2 separate regions of the Homo sapiens genome follow, and region 2 is linked to region 1. Evidence: chromatin loops called from intact Hi-C (ENCODE). Cell type or tissue: IMR-90. All regions are shown on one strand. Each heading gives the region's core, and the rest is flanking DNA. Links, peaks and the distances in the headings are about the cores only.

The links. A loop is a pair of places that touch in the nucleus more often than their neighbours do. Peaks named below come from ENCODE experiments on the same cell type or tissue, not always from the same donor. Only the 100,000 strongest peaks of a DNase experiment are listed, where the experiment ranks them.
Region 2: it touches region 1 in a loop (2.0-fold over the local background); 2 of 110 quality-filtered maps call a loop at or near these places.

Annotation. Positions count from the first base shown.
Region 1 is chr2:72,273,552-72,282,304 of GRCh38, forward strand. The region is part of intron 20 of EXOC6B (exocyst complex component 6B); the gene reads right to left. Among named protein-coding and RNA genes, the nearest start is that of CYP26B1, 130 kb to the left of the region's middle. In IMR-90, for the core only: no CTCF peak of the experiment used is centred there; a DNase peak (open chromatin) is centred at 4,660.
Region 2 is chr2:72,194,301-72,203,053 of GRCh38, forward strand. All of the region lies in intron 20 of EXOC6B (exocyst complex component 6B), which reads right to left. Among named protein-coding and RNA genes, the nearest start is that of CYP26B1, 51 kb to the left of the region's middle. In IMR-90, for the core only: a CTCF peak has its summit at 4,862; no DNase peak of the experiment used is centred there.

The DNA.
Region 1 (8,753 bases), core at 315-8,314:
CACAGGGGAGGAAGCATCTGACCTGAATCTTAAAAGTTGAGTAAATGTTTGCCAGAGAAATAAGTGCCTAAAGGGAAGAAACTTTGCTATGTCATGCTTGGGGAACAGCAACACATTTGATGTGGATATACCAAGAGAATGGTAGAAAATTAAACTGGAAAGGCAGGCAGGGGCTGGCCTGAGAAGGTACTTATATGCAAGGGCTTAGGACCTTCCTTGGAGGTGATAGACCTTGAAGAGTTTTAAGCAGAGGAATGATCAATTTAATTTGTCTTTCAGAAAGGCCACTTTAGCAGTAATGGGGGTGGGGACGGGTCTACTATGCGAAAGCAGTGGGAACACTGAGAAAAATATGTAAAATAACTATGATAAAGTTTATGATACATGCTGATGTTAATGTGGATATCTATGTAAGTTTTATAATATATCTGCCACCATTACACATGCTATAGACAATATAATAAGAGTTCAGCGTTTGGAATGAAATGATGAGGGAAGGCTTCACAGGAAGGCAGGTACTGAGAAACAAATTAATCCCAGAGTATAGAAATAGAACAAATAAACTATGATGCTTCTAACTATCTGAATGTGTCTGTAAGTTGGAGAACATGTACCAGACATTGAAATCAGAGAAATAAAATTACCTGAGGTCCTACACATTTAGACAAATACTCCAAGTTACACAGAAATATAACACAGAAGTCCAACAAAATCTAAACAGGATCCTGAAATGGGACTGTAAAGTCAATTTTTTAAAATACTAAGCTGACATGATCATGCCTATAATTGGTGTAAAGATTCTAGTCCATTTCTAAGCTTGTGCATTTGATTGAGATAAAATACACTGGACAAATACAAAGTATTTTGCAATGTCGAACCTTAATCACCAACCAAGTGAAATGACATTTACTTGAGATAAGGAGCCTGGGTTACCAGTGAGTACCTTGTAAAGTTTCTTTTTCATTTAAGTATTCTACAGGAAAGACAAGAGTATTTAACACAGGCTGCTATTAAGGGAGGAGTTTGGGAAGACAAAGCAGGTTTATATGTGTGTCCTAACTGAAACTTCTTTTGAAATAGGAAAACTTCAGCGTCACTTATACACATAAATACTTAAACTAAGCAGAGACGTGAACAATTAGATCATTCCAATCTCATGAATAGTGTAAATCCACCCCGTAATAAAAGCCATTTTGGATTATTATTCTTTGTTTATTAAGCCAACAGAAGCATTCATTCCAGCCAGCCTGTCAAAAGCACAGAGTGAAGCTAAACAGTTTGTTTAGTCTAACGAAAGATGTTCTCAGCCAAAACAAAAGGGACCCAAATTTTTTTGCTTTTATAAAGTGTAACTTTACCGTGGAATGATATTACATAATTAGAGGGAATAGATAAGAAGACAGAGGCAACAGAATGATGCAGAGTTCTTTTTTATTCAGTGTGACAAAGGGATGAGATGGATTTTTTTGCCAGTCTAAAGCAGTGACCAGCTGTCATGAGTGACTGTCAAATAAATCGTTTACAGTATTCCCTTAACCTAGTACCCACTTGATAACTGTAGCACCATTATTCAATTTCGTCGATTATGTGAGCTAGTAATTTGCATATTTACTTTAAAATAACATTTAATGGACAAGATAGAGTTAAAGTTTATCTGAGATACATTCATTCTACACCATAAATGACTTCACCACCCCTCCCTGTCATTAACAATGCTAAGTTACTGCTGTAGGGTTTTACCTACCTCATTTTGAATAGTTCCATAAAGTTGTCTAACCCATGTGTCAACAGACCACTTGGAGTTCAAGCAACACTTCATGGCTCACAGCTGGTAATTACAAAGTTTCCCTAAACATGTAGATGCTATATGATTTCCAAATTGCAATAATCTTCTAGGCCACTATCAGGCCTGGTAACCTCTCATCACTTCAGAAATCAATTCACAAAGTGAGCATGTCAAGTCATTTTCCTCAGCAGTTTTAACCAATGTTATGCTTCACATAGACATGGATGGTCAAACTCATTTTTATTTTCTTATTAGTGCTGCTCAATTAATCCTCAACCCTCTTACAATCAGCACTAAAAAAGATATAATCTTTCTACAAGTACAATTGGCCCTGGACATATCCTGATTTCACCTGTTCAGGTCTCTGGGTATTCAATAAAGCAAGTTCAGCCGCTGTGCCAAGAGGCCACACAGAGTTCAAGGTAACACCTCACAGCCATCAGCAGGTTAATTATAATTTCATTTTCAAACACACCGACTACATGCTTGTTTCAACTCCAAATGACCTTACCTGCTTAATTTTTTTTGGGGGGTGGTGGTCTACATGGAGTAAATTTCTGTCAGCAAAGCTGAGAGGCCACTCGGAGTTCATGGTAACAATTCATATTTGTAACAGGTTGCCCAGACCTAAATCCTCACCTTCAAACATTCCTGAGAGAGCACTTAGTAGCTATGAAGGAAGTAGGGAGTGGGGGATGGAGAAGGAAGAGAGATGGAGATAGAGGAGGGTGGAAAAGGGAAGGAGAGACACAACACCTGACCTCTGGAGTGTTTTGAGGGGTTCAGTGTCAATGGCCATTTTAGTGAGGTGATTCTGGCTCATGGGAGAAGGGCCTCCACTTTGGGGGTAGACTCTTACAGGAGTTTCTAGATACCCGATGACTGCATCACTGCCAGAAACAAAACTGGCTCAAAAGCAGCCTTGTATTAAATTCTTAAGTGATCACAATAGTGGAAGTTTGATTCTGCATGGAAGGGACCTGGGACAAAAGCTGAATTCCTGCTACTCTCTCAGTGAGTAGGTATAGAAAAGGAAGTTCTCAGAGAGGTAGGTGTTTTCTCCAGACAAGGGCTCTTTCTCTTATCATTTAGGCTGAAAGAGCCCAGTTAACATCAATGAGAGGAGTCATTTCAGATGTGATTTTTTTACATGTATCGTGTGCCAGAATGACAAGTTTTGTAAAAATGCTCTCTAGGACCAACTGACCCATTTTCCTACTTAAAATCTCAAACTAGTGGCCTGAAAGCTTTTTCTCAGGAATGCTTTCTGCTTAACTCATCACTCACACTGTGTGAAGTGAAATGGAAATCTCATTTCCCATTTCACAGAGCTAAGCTGATTTTTGTTTTAATTATTTTTTTCAAATGATATAAATGACTCAACTGCTCATAGTATTAACTTGTTCATTTTGTAAGTTGACTTAAAGAGACCAAAAATAAGTATAGAATCCAATAACATATTTTATTCTTGGCCATCTATTCCTCTTGAAACAATTATGAGTAGTATGGGACCTTACCTCAACTTGCTTTAAGTCTTCCCTGGCACTTAAATCACCACCTGGTTGGTCTGCATGTGCTTTCTTACAGCCTGATATGCCTTGTCAATCTTCTTTGATAAAACGACAATTTCTATACTGTTCACTCATTCCTTCTTCAGAGGATCATTTTGGCAAACAAGTGAGTAGTATAACAGCCCCTTTCACTCCTAAATCTTAACCACAGATTATCTCAATGCTGATTTCCAAATCAGGGAGGTAATTTTTGGTTGCTGCAAGACCATAAAGCATTTAGTTAAGTGCCCTCCCATAAAAGACTGAATGTTTTGTTATTGTTGCTGAATCCAGTGATTTACATTTTTTCAGTTGCAGAGCCTTTCTTCCCCACAAATAAATTTTATAAAAAAGTCCAATATATAAAAATATAGAGTCAAAGCTGCTTATGCAAATTTATGATTTCCAAATTGCAATAATCTTCTGGTTAAACCACCCAGACACCTATCAGCTCAGTCCTTCAACCTTCCTCCATTCCCCCAACTTCTACCACCACAGCATAGAATCATACCCAAGGGAGCTCAATAGAACTACTGGCTTCTATGCAACACAGCTTCAAAGCTAGTAAGATATGGATGTTGGTAATAATTAGAAAGTATGTATTTGTTTTTTTTTTTTCTTTTTCTGGAGATAGTCACCCATGCTGGAGTGCAGAGTACAGTGGCACAATCTTGGCTGACTGCAACCTTCGCCTCCTGGGTTCAAGCAATTCTTGTGCCTCAGCTTCCTGAGTAGTTGGGATTACAAGCGCCCACCACCAAACCCAGCTAATTTCTTCGTATTTTCAGTAGTAGTGAGGTTTCACCATGTCAGACAGGCTGGTCTTGAACTCCTGACCTCAAGTGATCCTACTGCCTCAGCCTCCCAAAGTGCTGGGATTACAGGTGTGAGCCACCATGCCTGGCCAAAAGTAGGTATTTGTAAGTAGCAAATCATTTCACCAAAATTAATTATACCCCATTTTTTTTTATATAAAATTATCATCTCCATTCTGTAACCCCAGTGGACACTGGCTGTTTTTCACCTTTCTTCCAAGGTTACTAATTTTGCTCAGTTGCAATATATATGTATGAAATAAAAACCAGAAATTGTAAAAATTAAAAAAAATTATCATCTCTTGAAGGCGGGAGCTTTGGCCTGTTTATACGTTCTTCTCATAAGTCACAGCCCATACTAAGCATTCAAAAAATGTTTGCTACATTAAACTCAAAAAATACACTATCTGCTTCAGATAGGAAAAATTTACTTTCAGTGCAGAATTTGTCATTTTGAGTGAGCAGGAATGAAATCTCCTTCTCTTCCTCACTCTGCATTCACCCAGAAATCCTGAGTCATCACAGGGATCATATGAGACTAGTCATCACATCAGACTCTATTCATTGCAGAAACACTCCATTTGACCTTCAACAAGGTGACAACCTCCATGCATCTCAACTTTCCTTAATGAGAAATGTAGAGGGACAATTGAAAGCTGAGGCCTTCAATACAGCATATTTGGTCTCAACTTTCCCACTTATAAATGGCAACAATTAAACTGATCTTTTCCCTTGTCTGACATTCAAAGGAGGTGGTGAGTGTCAAACCAAGGCAAAGAAGTCATTTAATGTCTGCTTTTCATTTTAAGAGAATTGTTCCTTCTCAATCAACAATCAGCCAAATATATATTGATATCCTCTGGGGTCCTAAAAAGAACATTGAACTTGAAGTCAAAACACTGGGACTCAAATTTAGAATTTGCTACTTAATGGCTGTATGATATTGATTGAGAACACTTTGGCATCTGTTTCTCATCTCTGTAGGTGGCATAATAATTGCTACCTCACAAGATTATTCTTCAGATAAAAAATAGGATTTATGAAAATATCTAGTACTGTTCCTAGTGCATATTTGATTTAGGGCCTCATGTGAGACCCTAGGTACATAAAGGGTTAAAGGAGACATACAAAAGAAATGTATCGACTTTGCAAGTAAATTGCCACAATTTTGAATACTGAGGCAATTTGTATTTAATATCCACAAGGCTCAAGGATACAAGCTCACCTCTAGGGGATTAAAGCTGTGGGATGAGTGTGGAAAAAACTCATGGCTCTGGGTTTGTTCCAGGGTAAGCCTCAGGATATATTAAATTCAACTAGATTCAGGACACTACTAAGATAAAAGGCAGAATCAGAGCCATATTCAATTTGTAGGGCAAGTATACCAATAGTTGCTCCATGATACCAAAAGGATTTTCATTCCAATCACCATATCCTTCCCTTCACTATCTCTTCCTTCTTACTCTGTTTCTCTCTTCCTCTTTAGTATTTGAATCAGGGCTAACCTGGATCTAGAACAGAGAGACTGGATATTCTCAGAAGTGAAGAGTCCTGTGGTCACAGTACTATATTCCAGTGCTAAGATCTGTTCCTGTATTCCTCTGCTAGGCCTTCTGGAGTTACAAAATCACACTTTAGTTTCCCTTTATGTGACCCAGTCCTTAAATTAGAATTTAAATGGCTAGAGTAGAGGATCAGATGGATTTGGAAATTTGGACCTTGATGCACACAAAAATTGTATAAGGGCCCAAATATTAAAGAGTAGCTTTTTTTGTATGTGATAAAACATGATTCTGAGCTACAGACCATATTCTTCACAAAATTTTAATAGCAAAGGAACTCCTACTAAATTTACCTTTCTCTTATGGATCAACATTATTGAAATAGCAGAAAAAGTGTAGATAATTTTTCTTTCTTTTTTATGTTTTTGAGACAAGGTCTGGCTCTGTTGCCCAGGCTGGAGTACAATGGTGTGATCTCAGCTCACTGCAACCTCTGCCTCCCAGGCTCAAGCCATGCTCCCACCTCAGCCTCCCGAGTAGCTGGGACTACAGACATGCACAACCATACCCAGCTAATAATATTTGGGTTTTTTTTGTTGTTGTTGTTTTTGTTTTTTTTAAGAGACAGGGTTTTGCCATGTTGCCCAGGCTGGTCTCGAATTCGTGAGCTCAAGTGATCCACCCACCTCAGCCTCCCAATGTGCTGAGATTATAGGCTAAATTTAGATAACTTTTTTAAAGGTACTGAGCCATTTAGAAACTCATGACTGAGGAATAACAACATCTAACAATGATGGCAACAACAACAAAAATCTGCTTTACTGAAACCAAGAAATGCTTCTTAAAAATACATTTTTCATTTGTCTCATGGCAAGCATTTATTGAGTACTTAATCTATGTAGGGCCTTAGTCATTACAACTTCTGGTCTTCATTAATTTTTTTTATCATTCTAGTTCTTCCATTTTCCTCCTTTCTTTACTTTTATTTCTCTGTTTCATTATCATATTCTTTTTTTGAGAGTCCTATCATAGATCAGTGATGAAGCAGGCATCACTTATGCCTGCTTCATAAATTAATTCAGATATGTTTCAAACACATTAACTCACTACTTTTTCTGCTTCTTTTTACACACCTGTGCTCATAACCCTTTTTTTTTAGAAAATGTCAAGATAACACAGATGTTAGAATTAAGCAAAAAGAAATGACCTGTATACCAATATGGGTATAAAAGTTTAAAATGTTAACCTATAAGAATCACTGGACATTAAAATTAAACATAACTTCAGAGATCATTTAATCTAGCCATGCTTAGGAACCCTTGAGGTTTCAAAGTGTTAAAGGTGGTAATGACATCAGTTAGAATTTCCATTTTAAGTCACTAAACAAGTTTTGGGGTATCATGGAGTAATTTGTAGCAGACCAATATTCTATCAAAGACAATTAGAAAAACCAGAGACAAACATTTTAAAAAATAAAAAGGCTGCTTGGAAGCATCAGAGAGTTGCTGAGGCATCCAGGACTTGAGGATACAAGATCTGGAAGAGAAAGGGAGCTCACTGAGATGAATACAAAATGCCACATACCATATATTTTTGGTGTTGAAAGAGAGGCAAAGAGGCTAAGAGAACTGCTGGCAAACTCACAGCTGGATAAACAAAAACGAGTTTGATGATGCCAGGGGAGCAAGAGTGCAGAGAAAAGGGAAGAACAGAAAACAGCCTATTGGCATAGGCCAATGCTAAGCTATAGAGGGCAAAGGGCAGAAAGCCAAGCAGAAAATGGCTAAAAAATAGAGTTATCTGAAGACTCCTAATGCTGACAAGATAAAAATTGGAGTCCAGGTTCCACCTAGAAGGAGCCTTGCTAAAATGCACTATGCTCCCAGTTGGGACACATAAAGGGATACCTATAATAGTTGGTATGAGCAAAATGTAGACTGAACCTTCGAAAAACTACATTGCTGCAAAACTGCATTGCTGCTGCAGAACTACAAAGTTCCTGAATGTATTGAGGTGATGATCCCCTTTACTCTGGATGCCTGCCAGAAAATAGAATGAATCTCTCTAGAAGAGAATATCCAGGGCCACTACAATTTTTCATGTCTAATGGCTGGGATTCAGTAAAAAGTTATCAGACTTATCAAGAACAGAGATATGAGAAAAGCAGACAATAGAAACAGTACTACAGGTGAGTGAAATCAGAAATAGACTTTAAAATAGAGAATAAAATACAGAATTTCACCACACAATTGAAATATTTAAAAAATAAATTCTAGCTCTGAAAAAAAGAATAGTTAAAACTAAGAATATAGCAGAGAGATTTAAGAACAGATTGGATAGAGGATGAGTAAACTGGAACACTGGTGAGTACAAAATGTCTAGACAGAAGCAAAATCTAGACTGAAGCGGAAAGCAAAACAACATATGTGCATATACAGTCCCAGTGGAAGATGGAGAATGGGGGAAAAAGACAATTTGAAGATATAATAACTGCAAATTTTCTAAACTGATGAAAGACATCAAGTCAGGTTCAAGAGGAATCTTAAACCCTACACAGGAAAAACACAAAGAAAACCATGTGCCAAGGCACATTAGAGTAAAACTGCCAAAAACTGAAGATGAAGAGAACATTCTGGGCAACACAGTGAGACCACATCTCTAAAATAATAAAAATTTTAAATAGACAAATAAGAAAGATACATCATCTTCCAAGAAGCTGCAACAAGACTGATACCTGACTTCATTTTTTAAAATGAGAGAAACCAGAAGACAATGGAACTACATATTTGAATGCTAAAAGAAAATAATTGGCAACTTAGAATTCAATACCCAAGGAAAATGTTCTTCAATAATGAAGCCCTCCTCACCCCCTGCCAACAAAAAGACTTTTCCAGGCAAACAAAAGCTGAGATGATTCAACATCTGTAGGCCTACACTAAAATAAATATTTTTTAAAATATGAAAAGCAACAAAAGGGTAAATAGATGGATACATGTAAATAAATATTGTCCATACTAAAAATAATACTGATGATCTTTGGGATTTAAAATATGAAGTCAAAATGCACAATAGCAGCAATAAAAATGTAGGAATGGAATAA
Region 2 (8,753 bases), core at 161-8,160, 79 kb before region 1:
AAGGTAGAAGGAATTTGGTATTCTGGTTCTTGAGAGGCAGAATGTGAAGAGAGGAGATTAACTAACATGTGTGAGAAGGGCTAAGAAGAAAATCCTTCATGGTATTGTGGTTCCAGACAACTTTGGAGACCTGGGGAATCTAGTAAGTGACTTTTCAAAACTGTTTGCTGTGCAATTCATGACACAATCAACCTTCTTTACAAACCCAACCCCTCAATCCCGGTCTTTAGACAAATCCACTCTGCTCCCAATTGCTTGGGTGAATGATTTCTCTCTCTCTCTCTCTCTCTCTCTCTCTGTGTGTGTGTGTGCATATGTGTGTGTGCACAACTCAGAGCAGAAGCTGTTTCACACCTAGAAAGCTGCAGAACTGCCCTATGGAACTGGGAGTGCAGGAAGCAAGAAGGCTGGAGGTGTCTACGGATTCACAGAAATCTGGAGGAGGCCTTTGGATTTTCCATAGGCTATGGAACTGTGGTAGAGAGAGGTTCCAAATTTTTCTGATCTCTGTAGATTAAGGGGGTCAAGCTTATACCTGAGCTTTGCAACAACGGCCAGTAACAGGTTGGTTCCTGGCCCTACGTCTGAACTCCTCTTCTTTTCCCTAGTTGAGTGAAGGCAGAAGAAGAGGTAGGGGAAGGCACAAAGAGTGGCTGTGCAGCTCCCTGCTTTCCCTGCAGCCCAGCTCCAGGTGGATGGAAGCTTCATTAAGTTCTTTATCAGTGACCAATTGCCTATCAGCAGCTTCCTCTGAAAGGGAACATCACCCTGAGAAATATTTATTTGCCGCATAAATGTGGATTTATAGGTTTTCTGTCTAAAATTTTCACCTTTTCTCTCTTGGTAAAGAGAAAAAAAGAAAGATAGGGAGGCTTCAGATTCTCCTGTTGTTACCAGCTGGTGCCTAGAGGAAGACTCCCAAATAAAAATGCCAACACCAAGTATTCCTTTGAGTCCGAGACTGTCCTGTAGGGCCATTTCTCACTGATGACAGCATCTATCCTGCTGCAGGGACCAGAAGGAAAACCTATTATCACACTGGCTGATAATAACCATGTACACATACATGTTCAAGGGGAGGATGGGAGGCCCCTGTCATGGGCTGACTCAGTTGTCCCTTGTTGGGGTGGCAGAAGCAGGCAGGTGTGAATTTTCAATGGAACTGCTGCCACAGATGTTGTAGGAGAAGAAGGTAGGAGCCATGGACCAGTGTTTATTTTCTTGCAGTATAGTGTGACTTGTTAAAGGTTCCTAGGTGGGTGAATTAGGGACTATATTATTGAGTTGTTAACTAAACTACCCTCCCTCTCTGGACAAAATGACTAAGTGGCTTAAATAAAATCCCTGCAAAGAGACCACAGAGTGAAGACAATACTAACAATGTAAGTGTAAGCAAATATCGAGAAAATGGCAGAGCTCAAAAATCTCCTAATCATAATACAAGCTCTTTATCAGCCACATTATAAAATAATAATAGTAATAAGCTAATCAGATTTGATAAGTCAGTCCCCCAAATCTGAAATTATCAAAAAAGCTATTTATATTATTTGTATTCATTATTATGAAAAATGAAATTTACTTAACCTGAGTACATATTGTGCCTTGAATTATTAATATTAGTATGTGTGTATGTACAAGCAGACTTTCAAAGGTAATGATAATGTTCTGTCTATTAAACTGCAGTGGGAAGAAAGTTATATGTGGGAATAACCTTTTGCAGCTACTCAATGTCTAATTATAATTTATTAGTAAATTTTTATACACACAACTATATTAGGGGTCAGCCCTTAAAATGTCTTTTACCAACAGTGAATTTCAATCAAAAAACTTTGGAGACACTGGGTGATAACCTGCAGGAAAAACTACTGCAAATTCATAATGAAAATGATTCAAGTTATTTTTTATAAATGGATAAATTAAGAAACATAGTTGTAGAAAATTACATCTTGCCTTATATGAGTCATTATTACAAATTACAACCCAGGCATCCTATGATAGGCAGAAGAAAAAATACCTAACATTAAGGGATCGTAAAGCAGGTAATGTCCTTATACCCTGGGTAAATTTAGAATAAGCTAGGCTCTCTGTGGCCTATGAAATATGCTTGAGTCTGGTAGAAAGACTCAGCACTAGACAAATTAACTTCTTAAGATCTTTAGCCCAACTAGATATGCATTTAAAATCAATTTTGTTTACTTGGATTTGAAGGCTAGAGACTGAGTAAAATTGCAACTCAGAATTTCATTGCCAAATTTTGGAACTAATCAATAGTTTCAGCAAAGAAGCATTAGATAAGTGGTTCTTGACCACCAAGGGATCATTTTTGTTTGTTTGTTTTCCATCCATAAACTTCAAATTTCAAAAGGGTTCTGCCTCCCAAACATTTTGTTAAGTAAACACTAGTTCCCAGGAAGACGATAGTTTCAGACCTATAGTGGTGGTATATTTGTTACTTCCTTTGTCATTAAGTTCATTTTCCTCCTTTCAATTCTATTTACTAATTAGTTTTTATGTAAAAATTTAACGAGCCACTTCAAGTCTACTTTGGACATAAGTGGGATTAAATAAATAGATAAAAAGTGTTCACCAGCATGCTATCTGTCCTTGAGGGTCAAAGGAGGGGCCCAGGCATTGAGTACCATATGCATTCAGATCAAGGGAAAATCAGGCCCAAAATATTTTAAGTTCCAGTCTGCCAAAAAGTTGGGCATGATTTAGGTAAACAGAAGAGAATGAAGGGAATTTCAAGCAAAGAGACTAGTGGAAGCAAAGGAGCAGAAATAGGAGTAGCTGAGATGTATTCAAAGGAAGAAGAAAATAGACATTTCTTGAATACCTATTATGTGCCATACTGGGCTAGTTATCTTACTTACCCATTTCATTTGATCCCGAGGAAAATCAACAGCAGAAGAGGTAGGTACCTCCATTTTATAGATAAAGAAAAGAAATCCCAAAAAGGTTAAAAGAATGGGCCAAAAGGAACATATGCAGTAAGTGACAGAGTCAGGACTTGGACCCATGACAATCTGACTCCCAAGCCTGATCTTTTCCTCCATTCCCTTTCGAGCCTCTGTCAAGGGCTAATTGGATGAAAGCAGAGGGCATATAAAGGAATAGCAGTGAAGAGGCTGAAGAGGAAGTGGTGGGGTTAGACTATGCAGAGTACTGGAGTACTGACTCTCAGTCTAAGGACTTAAAAATAATCTATATTCCACGGGGAGTGGTAACATTTCAGTAGCAATTTATTTAGTGGGATAAATTTGGCAGTAGCATACAAGATGGACTAGAGGAGAAAATTTCTAATCAGGAAGATCTGAGACAATGAGGATCTGGATTGGGATGGCAACAACAGGATGACAGAGGAATGGCCACTGTCTCAGGTCGGACTGAAGGATTTGAAGGCTGACTGAATGTTGGAGGAGACAAGGAAGACTAAAATGTGATCACAAGGCAGGTTTTTCAAAATCAGTTGCCTTTAGAGACCAGGCACACAATATAAATGAATGAATCAGGCAGATGAAATATGATAGTGGGTAGTGGGGGCTATGGAAAACTAGAGTACATAATCCTCCTAAAGGCATTCACATTTAGATGTTTTAAAAACATTATGCCAATCACTCATTGGGCCATCAGTCTGAAACTTTTGTATAGGGTTTTGAAGCTGGATAGGACACAGGACAGAGCAAAGAGGAGAATGTTGGATATTGCCCCATGATCTACATGCCTCTCACATTCCCAGAGCGTTCTCTCATTGGCAGGGTATACCACATTAATTAGGGTCATTACCAGTCCTAACTTTTGCCCACCAGCTGAGCTGACATATATGTCCCACAAAGAGGACATAGGGCCAATATGAAAAGAAACATATTTCAGGTTCAAGCCAGTGTTGTCAAGCCTGCTTAGAACACCATGTTTTCAGATGAGCTAAACAAATGGCCTTCAGAACAGATCCCAAAAGAACTCTTGCCTCCAAGGAAAACCAACAAAGCATTAAGGGCCTGCTCTCTCACAGAGCAGGCTGCCTCCTCCTTTTCCCCTTTCTCTACTAGCTGGGTCCATTTTGAAAAGGACTTTTCAGATCAGGCCAAGTAAAATTATAAGGCAGAGAAAAAGAAATTTATAGATATTTACTGAGAACCAAGTGTTGGCTAAGTGACATATGTTTAACTTAGATAACGTTATTGGATCCTTTACATAATTCTGTGAGATAGGTTATTATTTTGCTAGATGTGAATAAGAAAGTAAATAAATAGCAAAGTAGTAGTAAGTACAAAGTAAGTAGTAAGTACAAAGAAAGTAGTAAATAGCAGGCCTTAGATATGAATTTAAGTCTCTTTAACTCCAAAGCTACTAGATTTGAAGTTAAGTCTCTTTAACATCCTTCTACTATGCCAAGAGCTCAGGTCTGCACTGTTCCCCATAACTGTTCTCATTCCAAACAAAAGCAGATGAACCAATACATCTCTGAGTTCTTTTGTATGTGTCTTTTGCTTAAGCTATGCCAGTACTTACACAATTCAACAGGAAACAACACTGAAATCAGATGACTACTAATCTGGGGTGCATGGGTCAGGAAAGTCCAAAGTGGGGACCATATTTAAATCCTGGTATGAGGCAACTATGACTGTGTGACAAGGGCTGGTTGAATCATTGCCTGGCTTTCCTAGCCTTTATTCATGTTTAAAGCTGGAAAGAACCTCCAAGAAGAGCAGAGCAGAAACTCAATGAGATTCCAGGAAGCAACAGAATTCACTAAGGGAACCACATGAAGAGAGAGTGGTGCAGTAAGTGTGAATATCAGACGAAAGAACAGAGTCCCACCCAGAGCTGGCTAGTGAGTCACTGTGATTTCTGACAACCACTAGGCTGTAATATTGAGCCACACACCACGGAAGATTGGAAATTCTATTTAGATTTTCAAGGTGATTTTATTAGACAGCTGACTTAAAGGGTAAGGCTACCTTACAGTTCAGCACCACACTCAATTCCAGGATCCTCAAAGGCAATGCATACAAGCAGGCCCAGTAGGTAAGTGCTTGCTAAAAATCTTGGCCAAGTCTAAGAAGCAAAACTTGCTGAAGACTATTCAGAAATACGTGTTTGTATTTGGGAGGATGGGGAAAGTGAAGAGATATGTCTTAATTTTTCTCTTTGTCTTTGCTCACTATGAATTTTTATAGGCAGAGGGTAAGGCTGGCTACGGGCCTCTGGCAGGTTTCAATGACCAAGGGCAGTTAATGCTCAAAGAAACAGTGAGGTTTTAAATTACCTAAACCCTAGTAGGACAAATAGCTTCCTCTCCACCGCCATTCCCCATCACCATGAATACCCTTCCTTTTCTATCAGAATCTCCTTTCTGTCCTCATGCCAGAAACTGTCACAATATTACTTCTCAGAATTCTCATCTAAGGGATCAAGCATCCTACATGAAACAATTTTTGCCCGAATTCTGCCTGGCATTTTCAAAACATCCTGAAACCCTAGACCTTTTAGTTTGTTCCATATTATCTGTCTTTTGGTTAACAAACATACCATTAGTCATCCTGCTTTCCTTTGGTAGCTGCAGACATATTCTTTCGGCTTTTGGGAGGTTTTTATTTTTATTTTTATTTTGAGACGGAGTTTCATTCTTCTCACCCAGACTGGAGTGCAACGGCACGATCTCGGCTCACTGCAACCTCCACCTCCCGGGTTCAAGTGATTCTCCTGCCTCAGCCTCCCGAGTAGCTGGGATTACAAGCGTGTGCCACCACCCCCTGCTAATTTTTGTATTTGTAGTAGAAACGGGGTTTCACCATGTTGGCCAGGCTGGTCTTGAACTCCTGACCTCAGGTGATCCGCCCACCTTGGCCTCCCAAAGTGCTGGAATTACAAGCATGAGCCACTGCACCCGGCTTGAGAGATTTTTAGACTTCTGAAATAGAAGAGAGAAGACCAGTACTGTAGCCCTGGATTTGTCATTAGTAGCCTTGCAACTCAGGATTCCTTCTAAAACTCACATTTACTGATGACCAGATATCTAATGTCCCTCCAGCTCTAAGATTCTAAATCTAATGAATTTCTTTTTAAAATAATTTTTATTTATTTATTTTTGGTAGAGACAGGGTTTTGCTATATTGCCAAAGCTGGTCTCAAACTTTTGTTCTCCCACTATCTTGGCCTTCCAAAGTGCTGGGATTACAGGCACAAGCCACTGTGCCAGGCCAGTGAAGCTATGGTATAGAGAGTAGTTCTTAGCATTTAGCAGAAATGGGACTGATAAAATGATAGACCGTGAGGAATTGTAGAGAACTGTACTATTATTTCATCTTGCACAGGAGGAAACTGAGGTCTGGAAAGATTCATTACAGCAAAGCTACCATGAATGGGGCTGTGGTTGGAATACAGGCCCCTGATTTGAATCCACTTTTCTTTCTAATATATGATGCAATTTAATCAGCTAGAGGAGAACAAAAATCTTTGAGAATAGTACACAGGTCAGGTGCCTAGAGAGGTGAAGGAGAAGGAAAGGGAGTTTCGTTTTTTAATTAAAAAATAAAAATAAAAGAGAATGTAAAATCCATCTTACCTCAGTGAACAAATGTTAATGATTTGTCCAGTTTACTTCAGATCCTCCCTTTGTTTTAAAAAATAAAACATCATAAATAAAGATGAAATCCCCCTGCCTTCTCTCCATTCTTTCACCTTCCTGATGAAGGCTGCTATCATGATTTTGTTATGTATCTGCTATATGTTTTTATGCTTTTAATAGATAAATAATATATGGTAATGTTCTGTTTTTTAGTTTATATATATATATACACACACACACATACTAGGCATACATATGTGACATTATACATAATATTCTGCAACTTGCTTTTTTCATTCAATCTTATGTTTTCAAGATCCATCCATGTTGATCCATCTAAATCTAGTTCATTTAACTGCCAAATAGTGTTTTCCACCGCAGAAGTATACTTAAATATACTACAATGTATTCATCAATTTTTTCATGATGGAAATTTGTACAGTTGTGTTTCCAGATGATAGAAGAATGGGGTGTTGCTTGTGCCCAGAAAGCAGGCAGCCTGCTAGGTGAGTATGGTGAGAAGGGGTTATCATCCTTTATCACTATATATGTGAAATGATGTAAAAAAAAATAGCAGGCCATTTAGTGAACCAGCTTAAATACTCCCTGAATTTGATCCCACAGCAAGTGGCAGAGAAAACTCAGATGATTAGTTCAGGAAGGACTCTTAATGAGATAACTGAAAGGAAATTCATCTCTCCTTGGAAGAGAACATGGAGAGGAATAAAGAAAGCACAGTAAAGCTGACATCACTATGCCTACCCTGACCAGAATTAAGATAAACACAAACTATTTCTTCTCTGAATTGTAATGTTAGGGAGTTACATCCCCATTTCTAAGTCTTTGGGAATGGATCAGCAAGTCTCTATAAGATTTTCAAAAGTATTTGAGGCTGACCCAGGATGGTAGAGAGGAACAGGCTCTGCTTCCATAGTTATTGTGTGAGGTTGCAAGTTATTGAATTGAGAGTCCAAGTTTACATTTTCCTTGAACTTCAATAAATTACTGAATTTATTGAATTCAGCTAAGTGCCCACTACCAGTGTTTGGGTTGGATGGGAAGAAGATACTAGGAGAAAAAAGAAACCTCCTTGTTGTGGGAAAGCTTGGTATCATTCTCAAAGATGCTAGGATGGAAAGACTTCTTGCCTTATTCTACATGGACAAGCTTAATCTTCTAATTTCTTGTGTGGCTAAGCAATAAGGTCTTAGTCTCTGATGGCAAGGAAGCCTTGATCCAACATTAGATCTATGTATTTATCATTTCTGGTCTATATATGGCTTGTTGTGCAGCAGTTTCTCAATCAGGTGAATTTTTAAAAACCTGCTCCAATTTCTTGAATAAGGATATGAGAGGAGACACAGTAAGTGAAAGCACTTGAAAACTTCATCTTGTTATTATAGTTAACAACACCATTACCACAGGGTATCCTTATTATTCAAGGAGATTTTTAAAAAGCAACTAAAAACTGCCCTTTGTGAACTTTAAAACAACAGGAGTTGTTCTGACTTTTGCTTCAATGTAATATAGACAGCAGCCCCTGGCTTTCATCCAAGTTACAATTCCCTTCTCCCAACCCCAGAACCATCATGTCCATATTCTGTGTGAGCCCAGGACAGACAGGTATTCTCCAGATTAGCATTTATCCACATGGCTTGTTCTGTGGAAGCAGAGTTCCCTCTAGGACCTTACCAAGGGCCAGATCATAAGCAGTGATTATTTGAAGGGGAACACCCACAGTTTATACCATGAGCAAGCTGTGGGAGAAAAAAACCTATTTTTTTTACCTGAGATCTCTCCCATGTCTACAAGAAAATCATTCAGAAGTAGATACTAAGGTGACACTGAAAAATCACCTTGTTTTAGCCAGTCTCCTTGACTAGTCCTTCTCATCTAGTGACGAGTCACATTCCTGACTTGAAGATCTCTTTAGCAGCTAAATATTCCCCAAACTTTCCCACCTCCTGTCCCCTTTATGGATTTCACAAACATTTTATAGCACTGAGCCGGGGACAGAGGGTAGGGAGTTTAGGAATCCTGAAAGTCACACTGAGGAGGGTGGTGAGGCAAATCCAGACCATTCTGCCTAAGAGCCGGCCAGTTCACGACGTTCATCGTTTCTTACTTTTGTGCCTTTGGGCAAATTACTAACCTCTCTCTAAAATGAAAATAATATTTGCCT